2 separate regions of the Homo sapiens genome follow, and region 2 is linked to region 1. The links are chromatin contacts, found by Hi-C or POLR2A ChIA-PET in ENCODE. All regions are on one chromosome and are shown on one strand. The core of a region is the stretch at or near the end of the contact, and the rest is flanking DNA. Distances in the headings are between cores, read along the strand shown.

The links. A loop is a pair of places that touch in the nucleus more often than their neighbours do. ChIA-PET counts read pairs that join two places held with the same protein, here RNA polymerase II (POLR2A). Pooled maps may share reads with other maps.
Region 2: a map of Calu3 shows a loop between it and region 1 (4-fold over the local background). The contact joins two enhancer-like sites. A Hi-C loop is called at or near these places in 1 of 168 maps with a recorded cell type or tissue (Calu3) and 4 of 50 pooled maps. POLR2A ChIA-PET finds 5 or more read pairs at or near these places in 4 of 52 experiments (Caco-2, PC-9, activated T-cell and 1 more).

What each region holds. Positions count from the first base shown.
Region 1 is chr3:155,553,814-155,557,519 of GRCh38, forward strand. It overlaps PLCH1 (phospholipase C eta 1), which reads right to left. Exons shown (of 23, transcript NM_014996.4): 9 at 263-383. Among named protein-coding and RNA genes, the nearest start is that of PLCH1-AS2, 70 kb to the left of the region's middle. Within about 2 kb of position 1,443, at least 3 of the 41 ENCODE cell types and tissues checked have a DNase peak (open chromatin) inside an H3K27ac peak, as active enhancers do.
Region 2 is chr3:155,663,147-155,666,972 of GRCh38, forward strand. The region is part of intron 2 of PLCH1 (phospholipase C eta 1); the gene reads right to left. Among named protein-coding and RNA genes, the nearest start is that of PLCH1, 80 kb to the right of the region's middle. Within about 2 kb of position 2,030, at least 10 of the 41 ENCODE cell types and tissues checked have a DNase peak (open chromatin) inside an H3K27ac peak, as active enhancers do.

The DNA of each region.
Region 1 (3,706 bases), core at 193-2,692:
GAGGTCACTATTTGCAAGAATGTCTTTAAGGAGGCATATTGAGAAAGAATGGGACAAGGAATAAATGCAGCATGAGAAAGTACAAACGGGAAGGCCACATTATTTGTTCACAATGTTTTGCTGAGAAGGAGGGAGAAAACTAGTCTAGCAAAGAGGGCAGTGTAGAGTCCAAGGAAGAGGATGTGGTTTTGTAGCTACGTTACATCAGGCAATGCTCCATGCGGGAGGCTACCGCTTAGCTCACAGGTGCTGCTTTACTTACTCATTCTTCACAAAGGCATGCTTGTTGATGGTCTCCACAACATCTCTGAAGAGAATTTTTGAAGTGAGAGTGTAACCATGATGTACTACTGGCTCTCCATCTGGGCCATCCCAACAGTCAACTGCCAAAAACAGAACTTTATATCAACAACCCAAAGTCTCTGGTGTTTATTAATATTTCTGGAAATACCAGACACATATTAAGTCCATTATCTGAAATTATACCCATTTCAATCCTGACAAAGACGTGACACAGACACAGAAATCGGTGTTCTGGCATATTTATCAGAACAAGGAATTAAAGAATTGCTTTTCCTCAAGACACAATGATTTGGTTTTGAGTGTGGTTAAAAAGATGTCATATTCTTAAACAGCTCAGAATTCACCAAAAACTCATTAGAACTTATCTAAATCCAGTCAAGTGTGCCCAAGGATAGGGAGATTTCTTGAAAGGTCATTTACCCAATTTCACTTCTTCTTCTTCTTCTTCTTCAGGTTATGAAGGTCTTTTAGAAAGTCACAGTGTCCTTCCCAAATCAATAATATAGTTTTCATTATTGTTCACTTAGGCTCACAATGTTTTCATTAGATTGATTTTCATTTCATTAATACTACAGTAGTTATAAAATAACATCAACTTCCTAAGTTCAAATCCTCGAGCGCTGCCAAGATTTATGTGAATTTGGGCAAATAACTTAATCATTTGAAGACTTGTTTTCCCCATCTAGAAAAGGAGAGTAATAGCACTTACATCATAAATTTGAGTGACAGTTAAATATATGTAAAGTAGCTTGTAACACTGCATGGCATATAGTAACTATGATTGTTATTGATACTATTAATATTGCTCTCTACCCACACAATCTCATTAGCTCTCAGCTGGAGAAAGACAGTAGGTTTTTCACCATGCCCCTCTGACTAAGAATTTGCTTTCTCTTGTTTTTATATTTTGCCCCCAGGCTAATTCCTCAAAACACTACTTTCACCTCATTGCTCCTTTGCTCAAAAGCCTACTTGGTGCATAGCACAGCATCCAACACAGAGAAGTAAGTAGTCTGTAAATATATGCTAAATGGATTAATAAATATCTTACCTCATACAATAGCTCTTGCGTGCTTACCTCCAACGCCCCTGTCTCTTGTGCTAGAGCCTGGCTAATCATTCACTAACCCTGTTTCTTCTTTTATCGAGGGAACACAGCTGGACTCTATTTCCTAGCCTTCCTTTGCAGGAGGATGTGGCCAGTGAAATGTGGGCAGAAAGTATGTGCACCACTTCCAGGTATGGTTGACAGAAACCTGCTGCCTTACATAATCATTCGTCTTCTTTCCTCTTCTGCTGTGACTTTAGAAGTGGTGAAGATGGCACAGCCACAAGATGGAAAAAGACAAAACTGCTTGAGAGATTCACCCACTAGGAACACCTATTTTGAACTTGACATAATCAAGAAATAAACTTCAGTTGTTTTAAGGCACAGGAAATTTGAAGTTTTATTGTTAAAAGGACAATGTTGCCTTAATTACCATGCTAGCTCCTGTCTGACAATTCAATCTTACTTTCTCCTACACCCAAGCTCACAGGCTTGTTCTTCTGGTTAGGCAAATTTTCTCACACACATTCCCACCTCCATGTGTCTTTTCTTCTTTCTTTAAAGTCAACTGACATATCCCCTTCTCATTTTGCTTACCTAAATCCTAATCAAGGCAAAACTAGGATCCCCCACAGAACCTCGCTAGCCCACAGGATCTCTCTTTTCCTTATGGCAAGAGGTCATCATCTCAAACACCACCAAAAGCCTAGCAGTTAATATAAATAAGTGCAGCGGCTCAATGGGAAATGTGTGCCTGAATGAGATAACTACTTACTGTTAATCATTACTAAGTAGGAATGAGAACCTTGGTTGCCAGAACTTCTGAGGAAACTAAAATGTCTAGATTTTATTGCTGTGAATTTTCCCAATTTTTAAATACTGGCAATTAATCCATTTTTAAAACTACAATATGGGTCAAACATAAACATTTCTGCAAGCTGAATTTGCATAATGGAATGCTGATTGAAAGTCTGCCTTTAGAGTTCGAGACCGGCCTGGCCAACATGGTGAAACCCCTTCTCCGCTAAAAATACAAAAATTAGCTGTGTGTGGTGGCGGATGCCTGTAATCCCAGCTACTCAGGAGGCTGAGGCAGGAGAATCGCTTGAACCCGGGAGGTGGAGGATGCAGTGAGTCGAGCTCGTGACATTGCAACTCCAGCCTGGGCAACAAGAGTGAAACTCCGTCTCAAAATAAAAGAAACTCTGCCTTTAATTAGGACCACACAGTTGTGAACCACATATGTTCTCTATTTTAGTAGCACCTTCCCCTATATGTGTGTTTTGTGTATTACCCCAGGAGATATCTCTGTTTTTCTTTTAAAATATTCAAAATGCTCACCATAATTACAATGTGATTGTAATGGTTAATTTTTCATGTCAATGAGGCTTGGCTATGATGTTCAGTTATTTGGTCAAACACCAGTCTATATGTTCTGTGAAGATATTTTAAAAATAGGATTAACATTTAAATCAGTAGGCTTTGGGTAAAGCCGATTATGCTCCACAATGTGAGTGGGCCTCGCCCAGTCAGCTGAGAGCCTTAAGAGCAAAGACTGAGGTTACCCTTCAAGGATAAATTCTCAACACTGCAACACAGAAACTGCCTGAATTCCAGCCTGCTGGCCAGCTCTACAGATTTCAGATTTGCCAACACCCACAAGCATGAGAGTCAATTCCTTAAAAATCAGACAACGAATCTCAATCTCTTGCTTTCTCTACATATCTTATTGGTTCTGTTTCTCTGCAGAACCCCGACTAATACAGCTATCTATATTAATCCACTAAACACTGGCTGTTCAAATATCCCTATGGGAAAAAAATAGAAAAAATAAAAGAAGAAAAAACATTCACAGTTGATACCACAGGAATGCTAAAAACAATGTTTAAGGATAAAATGCTGTTAAGAAAACCAAAGGTTCTGAGATACTATCAGAGAGTGTCTACTATTCCTTGGGGCCTGCAAATGAGGTCATATGTATCAACAACATCTTCTCACAAGAGAAGCGTCATCCATATTTTTCCATGTACTTGACAGTCTTTAATTTGTCTCTGGAAATAATTATGGAAAAAACTTAACAGGTGTTTCAAATAATATATAATTTTAACAATTTTTACCCTGTTTTGTGGTCCCTTCTTGGAGAAGAAAGAGCATAACAGGATTCTTCATAAAGGAACTAATAGCTTTTCCAAAAGAATGCAAAGGCGACAAAGCAATACCTTGCCCGACTTGCTTATGGTGTCTACATCAAAAATTAAAACTACACGAGTCATGAAAGAAGGCACTCTTTGGCTAGTATTTACAACATAGGCAGAATATTCATAACTGAGGATAGGAGGTTCTCCTAATGTTCAA
Region 2 (3,826 bases), core at 780-3,279, 110 kb after region 1:
ATGTAAATCTCCTAGGAGAAACACACTCTGATATTTTCAATAGTTAAATTCTAGAAAGGTTTTCTGGCTAAGTTCATATCTTGTGTTTTCTACATCCTCTTAAAATCTTACTATTTAAAATATAAAGACAAAAGAGCAATCTACAAAAATCTATGTATATCTCTTTTGTAACCTGTGATTTAATCAATTTAGACAACTGCCTTTGGTTAGATTTGGGTAACTAAGAATATGCATGGAGAAGCAAATCCTGACCTAATTCTATCACTAACTAACTGCTGAAACCTTTTGCTCTCTTTCCGCTTTTGCTCCTTTCTCCCACTTTCCATAAGCCAGTCAAAGTATTCAAGCTCCACATTATTCTAGCTGTAGAGACTTCTGCTCCAGATATTAATGTCTATAAAAATATTATCTCCCAGCAAAACCTTCCCTGTCTCTCAAAAGTAGGAAACATTTACCCATTCCTTTTGTATCTTCTCCCACTTAGTTGTGTGTGCCTCACGCAGGGGCTATGGCTTATTTACCCAGCTATCCTTTGCACACAGTATAATGCAAGATGCATAACAGCTACTAAGCAGTCAATAAACATTAGCTCCATGAACTTCCCCTCCAACATTTAGCTTAATATCTCTACATGCTAAATGCTGAATTTGTACTGATTGGCTGATATAAACTCTTAATTTGCCAATCATTAGAGGAAAAGCATTACTATCAAGTTTGCACCACTATTGTTTAGGCTATTATGTCTTCAAACTATTATAGCAAAATTCAGGCTATGCAACAAGCAGAAGCAAACATTAATGAGACAGTGCACTTGTGATACCAAAGCATTCCTCAGCCAACTGTCTTTTACTCTGCCTTTTACTCCCTGCTATAATCATTCAGTTAATATTTGCTAACCGATGAGTTGAATAGTGATGCATCATAAACAGTCTGATGACAGTACCAATTATAAAGACAAGAAAGGACCATGTGTTTATGTTCAGAAAAGAAACTGGCAAAGGCAGCATAGTAGAGGGGATTCAGCTGGGACTGAACTCAGGGTGCCTGATTATCTTGGCTAGTTCGCTATTCCACAAGTGTAAAGAAACCTATGGTGCTCATCCACCCTAGTGGAAAAGCATCTTTCCTACTGAAATTACCTTCCAGCTGCATAATGTCTGAACTATAGGGCTCTAAAAAGAGATTTCAACCCTTCGGTCAAGACTCCCTGAGCACCTGCTGTAACTCAGGTTCTATAATAAACAATAAAAGAATAAGATCTCAGACACTCACAGTCTAGTCTAAATGCTGGCAAACATTTTTTGTATAAAGCCAGATAGTAAATGTTTTAGGCTGTGTGGTCCATACAGCCTCTGTGGCAATCACTTTTGCATGCAGAGCAAAAGCAGCGTTAGAAAATATGTACACTATTAAATATGGCTATGTTTGGGTTGTAGTCTGCTTTATATACAAAATCAGGCAACTGACTGAATTTGGCCCACAGGGCGTAGTTTGCCAACTCTTGGTATTCAGGTACATTTTTTTAAATTGCAAAACAGTGAGCTGTATGTTGATGAAAGCTTCCCCTTGCATTTGCATAACATTTCATAATTTATGAAGCTATTTCATATATATTAGCTCAAAATTTAATCCCTCATACCAACCCTTTAAAATAGGTAGGTCTTATTATCTTCATTTTATAAATAAGAAAACTAAGGCTCAAATAAATTAATTTCCTTAAGTCATCATATAGGTAGAGATGGAGCTAAGATTTGAGCTTCCACCTTACAGGCGTAGATTACTAAATGCTCACCAAAACTTACTTCCTCTTCCTCCAGTGCACACAGACCGACTGCATTTTCCAGACTCCTTTGCAGTTGGGTGTGGCCATGTGATTAGGTTCTGGCCAGTGGAATTTGGGCATTGCCCTTTAAAACTTCCTCATAAAAACTGGCTAACATGATCCTCTGCTTTCTTTTCTCCTTCCATTTGGCCAGAGGAGGTACTCCTAGGGTAATCTTTTGGGTAACATGTTGACAACAGCAGAACCACAAGACAGAAGCAGCCTGGGCCGCTGAATCATCTCTTGGAAGAGAGCCACTCAAGCAGGAACACTTGTATTAGACTGGGAAAGCAGTAAGAAATGTGTATTAAGCCACTGAGATAGCTTTATCTGCATATTACTTTAGCTAATAGAGCCTGTGCCCAGGTCCAGTGTTGTTTGCATTCAACTATAGCCAAGATGCAAAGGATGAGTTTACCAGGCCAATGAGACAGAAGAGATCATATTTCAGAAGGGGACATTCAGGCAAAGCAAAGAGTGCTTTCAAGAAAGAAGAAATTGTTCTACATGGTTAAATAGTAAACTAGCAAGGTAGTGGAAGGAGAGGAGGCAAAGATAAGCACTGGGAAAGACCTGTGCCAACACTGCGGTAAAAGGACTTGGAGAGAACAAGAGACAGCAATTAGATCTGCCTCTAGCACACTCAATCTAAGGAAGAAGAGGCTGGAGGCAGGGAGACCACCCCTAGAGTCTGATCAGCCCCGGCCTCACCAGAGCAGAGCTGTGAGCCGGCAAAATATTTTCTTTATGTACCCTGATTTTTAAATAAATCTGATTTTTTCCAATTATAAATGTAATATATGATAATTACAAATGTATAAAGAAGTATGAAGAAGAAAATAAATCACAAATAATCTCATACTCAAAGATAACCAGTATTAATATTTCAGAGCATAAACTTCTGAGCTCATTTTACCTTTCTCTTTAGCAGATATGTTTAGGCATGAAGAAAAATGGAAATGTAAGATAATATTTTCAATTGACTATAACTATCAGCATCTTCTCATATCAATCACCATAGATATTCACATACTATTAGTAGCCTTGTGCACACAGTATAGATGTGCTATCATTTTTTAAAATCAATTGTCTACTAGTATATATTTAGGTTGCTCCCTTTTTCTTGCTATTACAAAAATTATTGCAATAAACTTACTTATACATTTATCTTCGTGCAAATGTACAAGCAATTTGACAGGACTAATTTCTGAGCCAAAGAGTTTTTCTACTGTCAAATTGCCCTCCAGAGAGATGGTACTAATTCAGATTCCCACTAGTGGTGTATAAAAGTGCCAATTTTCCCACACTTTTGGTGACATTGAATGTCATCTTTTTTTTCCTTTTAATTCTTTGGCAATCTGGTAAGGCAAAAACATATATATCTATCTCATTCTTTTAATTTTTGAAAACACAGTTACTCAAGTTTTTAGTTCTCTTCTTTGTATTTTAAAATATTCTCTCTGGTCTATGGATGATCCTAAACATATATTTATTATCTTTAAAGTTACAGTGTGTTTAATTTATACAACTGGGCTAAGTGAATAGAAGCAGAGTCATTTTTGGATTTGAAAGACTTAGTGTGAAAGAAGTTAACACAAATAATCACATGTTAATTCTCCTCAAGGGGTATCAAGGATGGTGGGTGAATTAGCATTGTCAGAATTGAGTAGATAATCTATTTCTGCTTTTATGTGCTCTAAATAACAAGCCAGGTACTCATTAAAATTAGCTAAGGATTTGTTTAAGTTATTGCTTCTTTGGTGTTTTTCACACCTTTATCATATGCTTGACTTATCTTTGGTTTTGGTTATATACTAGCTAGGGCAAAGGGTAAATATACAAGGAAGCTTAGAGAAAAAATATAAGTAGAAAACTAATATAGGTTGTCAAACCTGAGAAAAAGGAAATGATGAGACACAGATGAGGTGTGTGTGTGTGTGTGTGTGTGTGTGTGTGTGTGTGCATGTGTGTGTAAGACAGATACTAAAATGAGCAGGCATGTAT